Linked DNA regions of Homo sapiens: region 1 is linked to region 2. Evidence: chromatin contacts called from ENCODE Hi-C or POLR2A ChIA-PET data. All regions are on one chromosome and are shown on one strand. Each heading gives the region's core, a stretch centred on a gene start or an enhancer-like site at or near the end of the contact. The rest is flanking DNA. Distances are from core to core; before and after follow the strand shown. Region 1 holds the start of PTENP1-AS (PTENP1 antisense RNA). Region 2 has its middle 56 kb from the start of PTENP1-AS.

Region 1 (5,403 bases), core at 1,398-3,897, 56 kb before region 2:
ATCCTCCAGTCTGAAAAATTGATCACACCAACTAGACAGAAAGTAAATAAGGGTAAAAGTGACCTGAAAAACACTACAAAACTATTTGACTTAATTGATGATTTTACAACACTGTATTCAGCAACAGCAGAATGTACGGTTTTTCAAGTGCTCATAGAGTATTTCCCCATATAGATTATATATTATATAATAACGTACAGATAAGAGGATTAAAATAATTCAAAGTATATTCTCTCATCACAGAGGGATTTAATTAGAAATAAACAACAGAAAGAAGCTGGAAAAATCACAAATATTTGAAAATTAAACACATCACACTCCTAAATAACTTGTGGGCTTCAGAAGGAATTTCTAGAGTAATTATGCTTTTAACTAAAAAACCAAAAATATATCGATGTACATGGAACGCAGCCATAATTAAAGGGAAATGTATAGCTTTAAATAACTACATTAGGAAAACAACCACAAAAGTTTCCATCATAATCTAAACTTCTACCTGAAGACACTGGAAAAATAAAAGTCAACCAAAAGTAAACATAAGGAAGAAATAATAAAGATCAAATTAAAAATCAATTCAATAGAGAATAGAAAAACAATAGAGAAAATCAATGGAACTACAACCTGGTTACTTGAAACGCTATAAAATTGATAACACTTTAGTCAGACTGAACAAGATAAAAAGCAAGAAAATAGAAATTGCAAAGTCAGGAGTGAAAATGAAGAATACAATTAGTAACCCTATAGAAACATATGGAAATGTTATGAACAACACTATGTCAATGAATTTGACAACTTGGATGAAGCAGACATATTCCTAGAAAGACATAAGAGTAACTGAGAAAAAAAGCCACATGTCTGGATAGACATATTACAAGTAAAGAAGTATTTTAGTAAATAACACCATACAGAGAAGAGGTCAGCAAAATTTTTCTGTAAGGAGCTAGGTAGTAAATATTTTGGGCCATATGCAACCTCTGTCAGTTCTTTTTCTCCTATTCCTCCTCTTCCGTCTTCTAACACTTTAAAAGTATAAAATTTATTCTTAGTTTATTTATGAGTCATACAAATATAGGCCATGGCTTGACTTTAACATGTGAGCAATAGTTTATCACTCCATGTCATAGAGAAAAGCTCAGGACTAGCTGACTTTACTGGTAAATCCCATCAGATATTTAAATAATAATACCACTCCTACAAAAAAAAAAACTTTCACAAAATAAAGAATAAGATTATTCCTAAATTCATCCCAGTTCAGTCCACAATTTCCTAATTCAGCCTAACAGGTCAGAATTACTTTGATACTAATAAAAGAAATCACAAGAAAACTACAAACTAGTATGTCTATGGTCTCCATAAAATATTAGCAAACCTCATTTAGCAATATATAAAACGATTATATACTATGACCAAGTGGGATTTATCCTGCCAGTGGAAGATTGGCTTGACATCCAAAATCAACTAACGTAATATACCATATTAATAGAATAAAAAACATATCATATTATCTCAGTGTATGCAATAAAATAAATTTGACAAAATAACCTGTACCCAATCATAATAAAATCTCAACAAATTATGAACAGACTGAACTTTCTCATCCTGATTAACGGCATGAAAAAACACTCACCTTAAACATGAAAGCTTCAAAAGACTGAATGCTTTGCCTATAATTTTGGTAGCAAAGTAACAATGTCTGTTTTCACTACTTTTATTCAACCTTGCACTGGAGATATCAGACAGTACAGTCAGATAAGAAATTGCAATAAAAGGCTTCCAGGTTGGAAAGGAAAAAGTAGAACTCTTTTTAATCTCCGACTACATGATCCTGTATGTAAGAAAAACAAAAACAAAAACAAAACTCCTGTGAAATCTACGAAGAAACTTCTATAACTAACAAATCCATTTAGCAAGATGTCAGGATACAGTATGTATAACAAAAATCATATGTGTTCTAATACTAGTAATAATCCAAAAGTGAAATTAAGAAAAATATTTTTATAGTTGCAGTATAGAAAATAGCACTTTGCAATATATTAAACAACAGAAATATAAGACCTATACATAGAAAAAATATAAAATGCTGAGATAAGTTTTAAAAGATGAAAAAGAATGGAAAAAACATTCCATGATCATGGAGGACTCAGTATTGTTAAGATAGAAATTATCTCCAAATTTATCAATAAGTACACGGCAATCCTTGTCAAAATTCTAGTAGTACCTTTTGTAGAGATTGACTAGCTGATCCTAAACCTATATGGTGATACCTAGGACTTGAATAGTCAAGGCAATTTTGAAAAAGAAAAACACAATTAAAAGACTTACACTAGCCAATTTTAAAACATACGATAAAGCTGCAATAATCAACAGAGTGTGGTATTAACATAAGATCAACATAGATTACGAACCTAGAAGATGCTCTCCTCTCAGAAGCTGCAGCCGTGATGGAAGTTTGAATGTTGAGCCGCTGTGAGGCGAGGCCGGGCTCAGGCGAGGGAGATGAGAGACAGAGACGGCGGCGGCGGCGGCGGCCCGGCCCGGCCCGGCCTGAAGCCCCTCTCAGCAACCCGTGAGCATCCGCGGGGGCGGCGCCGGCAGCGGCGGCGTTTCTCGCTTCTTCTTCGTCTTTTCTAACTGTGCAGCCTCTTCCTCGGCTTCTCCTGAAAGGGAAGGTGGAAGCCGTGGGCTTGGGCGGGAGCCGGCTGAGGCGCGGCGGCGGCGGCACCTCCCCCTCCTGGAGCGGGGGGAGAAGCGGCGGCGGCGGCGCCCCCGGTGGCCCCGGCGGCTGCAGCTCCAGGGAGGGGGTCTGAGTCGCCTGTCACCATTTCCAGGGCTGGGAACGCCGGAGAGTTGGTCTCTCCCCTTCTACTGCCTCCAACACGGCGGCGGCGGCGGCGGCGGCGGCGGCACATGGAGGGACCCGGGCCGGTTTTAAACCTCTCGTCCGCCGCCGCCGCACCCCCCGTGGCCCGGGCTCCGGAGGCCGCTGGAGGAGGCAGCCGTTCGGAGGATTATTCGTCTTCTCCCCATTCCGCTGCCGCCGCTGCCAGGCCTCTGGCTGCTGAGGAGAAGCAGGCCCAGTAGCTGCCACCATCCAGCAGCTGCTGCCGCAGCCATTACCCGGCTGCGGTCCAGAGCCAAGCAGCGGCTGAGCGAGGGGCATCAGCTACCGCCAAGTCCAGAGCCATTTCCATCCTGCAGAGCCCCGCCACCAGCAGCTTCTGCCATCTCTCTCCTCCTTTTTCTTCAGCCACAGGCTCCCAGACAGGACAGCCATCATCAAAGAGATCGTTAGCAGAAACAAAAGGAGATATCAAGAGGATGGATTCGACTTAGACTTGACCTATATTTATCTAAACATTATTGCTATGGGATTTCCTGCAGAAAGACTTGAAGGCGTATACAGGAACAATATTGATGATGTAGTAAGGTTTTTGGATTCAAAGCATAAAAACCATTACAAGATACACAATCTTTGTGCTGAAAGACATTATGACACCGCCAAATCTAATTACAGAGTTGCGCAATATCCTTTTGAAGACCATAACCCACCACAGCTAGAACTTATCAAACCCTTTTGTGAAGATCTTGACCAATGGCTAAGTGAAGATGACAATCATGTTGCAGCAATTCACTGTAAAGCTGGAAAGGGACGAACTGGTATAATGATTTATGCATATTTATTACATCGGGGCAAATTTTTAAAGGCACAAGAGGCCCTAGATTTCTATGGGGAAGTAAGGACCAGAGACAAAAAGGGAGTAACTATTCCCAGTCAGAGGCGCTATGTGTATTACTATAGCTACCTGGTAAAGAATCATGTGGATTATAGACCAGTGGCACTGTTGTTTCACAAGATGATGTTTGAAACTATTCCAATGTTCAGTGGCGGAACTTGCAATCCTCAGTTTGTGGTCTGCCAGCTAAAGGTGAAGATGTATTCCTCCAATTCAGGACCCACACGATGGGAGGACAAGTTCATGTATTTTGAGTTCCCTCAGCCGTTACCTGTGTGTGGTGATATCAAAGTAGAGTTCTTCCACAAACAGAACAAGATGCTAAAAAAGGACAAAATGTTTCACTTTTGGGTAAATACATTCTTCATACCAGGACCAGAGGAAACCTCAGAAAAAGTAGAAAATGGAAGTCTATGTGATCAAGAAATTGATAGCATTTGCAGTATAGAGCGTGCAGATAATGACAAGGAGTATCTAGTACTTACTTTAACAAAAAATGATCTTGACAAAGCAAATAAAGACAAAGCCAACCGATACTTTTCTCCAAATTTTAAGGTGAAGCTGTACTTCACAAAAACAGTAGAGGAGCCGTCAAATCCAGAGGCTAGCAGTTCAACTTCTGTAACACCAGATGTTAGTGACAATGAACCTGATCATTATAGATATTCTGACACCACTGACTCTGATCCAGAGAATGAACCTTTTGATGAAGATCAGCATACACAAATTACAAAAGTCTGAATTTTTTTTTATCAAGAGGGATAAAACACCATGAAAACAAACTTGAATAAACTGAAAAGGGACCTTTTTTTTTAATGGCAATAGGACATTGTGTCAGATTACCAGTTATAGAAACAATTCTCTTTTCGTGACCAATCTTGTTTTACCCTATACATCCACAGGGTTTTGACACTTGTTGTCCAGTTGAAAAAAGGTTGTGTAGCTGTGTCATGTATATACCTTTTTGTGTCAAAAGGACATTTAAAATTCAATTAGGATTAATAAAGATGGCACTTTCCCATTTTATTCCAGTTTTATAAAAAGTGGAGACAGACTGGTGTGTATACGTAGGAATTTTTTCCTTTTGTGTTCTGTCACCAACTGAAGTGGCTAAAGAGCTTTGTGATATACTGGTTCACATCATACCCCTTTGCACTTGTGGCAACAGATAAGTTTGCAGTTAGCTAAGAGAAGTTTCTGAAGGGTTTTGCTGCATTCTTGCATGTATTTGGGTTAGGGGAATGGAGGGAATGCTCAGAAAGGAAATAATTTTATGCTGGACTCTGGACCATATACCATCTCCAGCTATTTACACACACCTTTCTTTAGCATGCTACAGTTATTAATCTGGACATTCGAGGAATTGGCTGCTGTCACTGCTTGTTGTTTTCGCATTTTTTTAAAAGCATATTGGTGCTAGAAAAGGCAGCTAAAGGAAGTGAATCTGTATTGGGGTACAGGAATGAACCTTCTGCAACATCTTAAGATCCACAAATGAAGGGATATAAAAATAATGTCATAGATAAGAAACACAGCAACAATGACTTAACCATATAAATGTGGAGGCTATCAACAAAGAATGGGCTTGAAACATTATAAAAATTGACAATGATTTGTTAAATATGTTTTCTTAATTGTAACGACTTCTCCATCTCCTGTGTAATCAAGG
Region 2 (4,772 bases), core at 1,895-4,394:
AGCAGCACTTGGTGTGGTACCAGGCACGTACTCCACAGCATTATTACTAGCAATTACTTACACAATTACTCAGCCATTAGTCTAATGCCGATGGTGGTTTATCAGTGCATTTTGCCTCCCTCAACCTTTTATAGTCCCCCAAGGCAGGTGTGCTGCCTAAATCTCTATCCTATGTTCTCTGCTTTTTTCATTGTAAACTCTATATCAAGGGATTGGAGGCACTTTCATTCTTCCAGTGATGCTAAATGTCCCAAAGGTGTACTTCTTATCCAGATCCATTTTCTGAGTCCATGACTTGTACATCCAACTGCTCCCTGCATATTCTTGTTTAGATTACTGTCCCAAAGGCACTCCCAATCTCAAAGTAAATCTTGATCTTCTTCCCACTTGGTCCTCCTTATTTGTCTGTCTGTCGCAGTCTCTTAATCACCACCCCCCACCCCCTGCATATTGCTGCTCATGTCTAATCAATTGCCAAGTCCTTTGATTTTCTTCCTTTTAAATGTCTCATTTTCCCCATATTTCTAACACCATCATCATTATCCCAGCTAAACTACTGCTTGCCTGAGCTAACTTTTTTCTCCGCATCAACTCTGTCCACACTGCTGGAGGGTGGCAGCATAAGCCCCCAACCCTCCGCCCAAAATATGCCACTTTGGCATAAGGATTATTTTGAGCTAGAGTCATTAAAGACAATAGCAGGTATAAGAGTACTCTGACCCTTCCCCTTTTCTTCTTGAAAAATGGAATAAGCCTCCCATATAAAAGATGTCTTATCTATACCAGAAAGAAAGAACATTCTTAACATGAAGGGTAGGAGGGGATGATGTTGAGGCCAAGGAATCTATACCAAAAAAGCTTGTTAAACTAACCCTCACCTTCCTAGTCACTTTGCCATTCAACCAGCAACCCTAGCCCAAGCCCCTTTTTCACCTTTCCACAATGTATGACTCTTTGCCCAACTGAGTATATGAGTATTGAATTCTAACTGCATATTCAGGTCTTCCTTTAATTATGGGGCCTTTCATGTGATGTAAAACTTATATTAAATACATGTGTATGCTTTCCTCCTGTTAATCTGTTCCATTCTCAGGCCCAGCCGAAAAACCCTAAGAGGGAAGAGGTAACATTTTGTCTTCCCTGCACAGTCCATTATTTCTTCACTTTGTGACCAGGGTGATTAAATACACAGATACACAGCCACGAATCTGATTACTACAGAAGTCAAATGTTGAAAACCTCAGTGTCTCCTGTTAAGCTTTATGTTGAATTCTGTATAATTTACCTTGACCAGTAAGGTTCTGAGTGGTCTGATGCCTTCCTGCCTTCTTCAAGTTTGCCCTGTACTCACCGACCTCCCCCCAGCTCCTGCCATGCTGCTGACTTCTTTTCTGTCATTAAACACACCAATTTCTTTCCTGATTAAAACATTTTGCATTGGTTCTTTAATCTTTCTTAAATGCCCTCGAATTCATTATCCCTCGTCCCACTTAATTAACTCTAGCTCATCTCGATGTAAGGTATTTAGGAATAATATTTAAAATTTCTTCCCATACCTTTTATTAAAAGGAGGATAACCATTAAATATACAATATCAGGGGCTTCAGACTCTCCAGGGAGTATTTCATCAATAATTACTTTCCAGAAATGCAACATAGTTCATTTTTTTAGGATAAAAGAGTCTTAACTGGTTTCCAAAAATGGCACCAGATAGGGGATTACAGATACAAGACACTCACATATTTATGGGTAGTTGAAATTGACTACTGGTCAGTTAATAGGAGTCACACTGCTTTCCACATTCCAGAATGGAAAAACAGCAGCAGGGGTATGAAGCTGTGAAGTAGTTAATCAAATATTCACCTTTGGACACCTGAGATGGTGCATGTACTGTAGCAAATGGGTTGAGACTCCTGGAACCAGCTCCAGAGATTATTTTTGACATTAAGAATGGAGATATCCAAGGATATAGAAGAATTAGAAAACCCTAGCTCCCTCAAAACTTCTGAAATTGGCCAGGTGCAGTGGCTCACGCCTGTAATCCCAGCACTTTGGGAGGCTGAGGTGGGCAGATCACAAGGTCAGGAGATCGAGACCATCCTGGCTAACACGGTGAAACCCCGTCTCTACTAAAAATACAGAAAATTAGCCGGGCGTGGTTGCGGGCGCCTGTAGTCCCAGCTACTCAGGATGCTGAGGCAGGAGAATGGTGTGAACCTGGGAGGCAGAGCTTGCAGTGAGCTGAGATCGTGCCACTGCACTCCAGCCTGGGCGACACGGCGAGACTCCATCTCAAAAAAAACCTCTGAAATTCTCCCCATGGCTTCTCCGTTACTGGGAAACACAGTGCCTCTGTGTGTGTGTGTGTGTGTGTGTGTGTGTGTGTGTGTGTGTGTGTGTGTGTTGGGGAGGAAGATGTAAGAGTCTATCTCTTACCTCACCCATCACTGCCTCTGAAAGGTGAACTTGATTTCAAGTACAACAAAGCCCAAAGAGTAGAATATAAAATCAGAACAGAAAGTCCAACACTCCAAAAAGAATTGCTCATGAAAAGTTTATGGCATTCAAAATTTATAGGAAATGTGATAGGATTTCATTTTGTTGGTACTTGTCCAAGGAAGACAGAACACAAATTTGGACTGAATGCTGTTCAACGCTGTTGTCTTCTTTCCTAAGGTAATGTAGGTAGGCAGTGGGCTGTGTCCTGACAAGTCAGCTTGTTTGGGAAAGGCAGGTCTGAACCCAGCACTGTTCCATGCTAAATGTCACTGAAACACTACACTCCTCAGCTTAATGTAGAGGGAAATAGTGACTGCATGAAATAGGAATGTAACAACTGTCTCCCTATTTCATGCCAGAGCCTTAAAAGCTCTTGTCTTTTCCATGCCATTAGTGAAGCGGTGGAATATTTTAAAAGAATTTTACTAGCTCTGTTCTCCAGGCTGAAAGCACGAACAGAGTAAAAGGCTACAATTAAAATGGGTCCTTGAGTTCAGTGACAATGGCACAGTCTGAGGTGACTGAACCCAGGTGGGGTATTTAACCACCAGCAGCACGTGGTCATAGTGGAGATGAAAAGCAGCAGCGTGTCCACTGCGGAATTTGCTCCCATCTTATTCCAGGCAGTTCCACCTTGGTCAGGGGCCAGGCGTCATCTCCATGCTTTCACGTTCACCCTTAGTGTCTAAACCCCTGCTCTCTGTTGCAAAGGGGTTGACAAGGGTCCAGGTCTGTTGGGTGGTAGGTTGTCCGCTGTGATTAGTTCAGCAGCCGATGTCTATATGAGGATGGTAGCAGGTGACCCACTGCTATTTCACTCCTGGTTTTGACTATAAAATGTTCTTAATCCTTTTCTTGTAAGAACTCTAATCTATTCATTTATTTGTTTTATTTTCTCTTCTTTTTGATTCTATATGCATACAATTTTATTTATCTTAACCTGTGGTTAATAACACACAGGACTTTCTTGTCAATGAATAATTACTTATTTAAAAACATAATAGGAACTTGTAAAATATCTCCTCCTCAACATTATGCAAGATAGACCTTTAGAATATTTAAATGTATAGCTGTGTAGTTCTCTCTCATTCTATCTCCTGCCATGCCCCAGCCTTATAAAAATCCTGAACTTGGGTCATTATTATTCCCTGCCAGTAGTGTGTTGGTAAAGGGTTGACAACTAACTCTCTGGAGGAAAATAAAGCAAAGCGTAATTTGTTGTGTTTGCTGATTTCTGTAGTGTAAATACCCTCACTATGGCCAGTTTCAAGCTAACAAAATGATGTCACTAAAACTGGAGTTGGGAAAGATGTATACAGTCAGCTCCCATGAGCTGATAAGGTAGGCTGCAGCATACAAGTGGTCTTTGCTTTCTTTTCAATATAATTTGATCTAATATATTTTAGTCCTGAAAATTACTTTCTTGACTTGTTTTTAGCTTTATGAAAAGCACGTTATACTTTGCATCATCTCATTAGGCTTAGTTTTTACATTTGCTATTATATTGCTAAGATTCACCTATAACCTTGCTCTTCACTATAGTTCATTCATTTTGACTCATATGAATATGCCGCAGTTTATTCATTCACTCTTTTCAGTGCATATGTGGGTTGGTGCCATGTTTTTCTACTGTTTGGTGCTGTTGAAAACACTTTTGTATTTATGTCTTCTGATATGTGTATGCAAGAGCTTCTCCTGATGTAAACCTAGGAGTGGAATTGCTGAGTCATGTATGCAAGAGCCTCTCCTGATGTAAATCTAGAAGTGGAATTGCTGAGTCATGGGATATAGGAATCTTCAACTGTGAGATAATGCTGAACTGTTTCCCAGTGGTTTATAGTACTTATGCTCCCATCAGTAATTTATAAGTAATCCTATGAATCCATACCCTCGCTAACATTTTATATTTCTAGACTTTTTATATTTTGCTAATCAAGTGGATATAAAGCTATGTATCATTGGATCCTGATCATCAATGAAGTAAAATATCTCTATATGTTTATTGGTCATACATGTTTCTTCTATTAAATGTATGATCATATGTTTTGCTCATTTTCTATTGGCTCATACAGATTTGTGGTCAATGTAAATGTTTGGTTTCTCCTAGGAAAGGATTTTCACTGTTCCACTTACTGTCTTCTAGCTACTGGCAGAACTTTCCAACTCTTTAGACAAGCCATGTTGTCTGAGGTCTTCCTTCTAGGTACCTCTGCCCCCTCTTTCCCTTGACACCTTTCCCAGGAGCCAGGTCACCAGCACCTTCCCTAGGGATA

The links. Hi-C counts contacts between places; a loop is a spot of excess contacts on that map. ChIA-PET counts read pairs that join two places held with the same protein, here RNA polymerase II (POLR2A). Pooled maps may share reads with other maps.
Region 1: a map of CD8-positive, alpha-beta T cell shows a loop between it and region 2 (2.3-fold over the local background). The contact joins the promoter of PTENP1-AS here to the enhancer-like site in region 2. A Hi-C loop is called at or near these places in 2 of 168 maps with a recorded cell type or tissue (CD8-positive, alpha-beta T cell and esophagus muscularis mucosa), 1 of 37 single-sample maps with no recorded cell type and 11 of 50 pooled maps. POLR2A ChIA-PET finds 5 or more read pairs at or near these places in 6 of 52 experiments (A549, HEK293, HEK293T and 3 more).

The regions. Positions count from the first base shown.
Region 1 is chr9:33,674,512-33,679,914 of GRCh38, reverse strand. It overlaps PTENP1-AS (PTENP1 antisense RNA), which reads right to left and starts at 2,647. Exons shown (of 4, transcript NR_103745.2): 1 at 2,406-2,647; 2 at 1,628-1,825. It also overlaps the pseudogene PTENP1.
Region 2 is chr9:33,619,248-33,624,019 of GRCh38, reverse strand. No RefSeq gene overlaps it. Among named protein-coding and RNA genes, the nearest start is that of PTENP1-AS, 56 kb to the left of the region's middle. Within about 2 kb of position 3,144, at least 2 of the 41 ENCODE cell types and tissues checked have a DNase peak (open chromatin) inside an H3K27ac peak, as active enhancers do.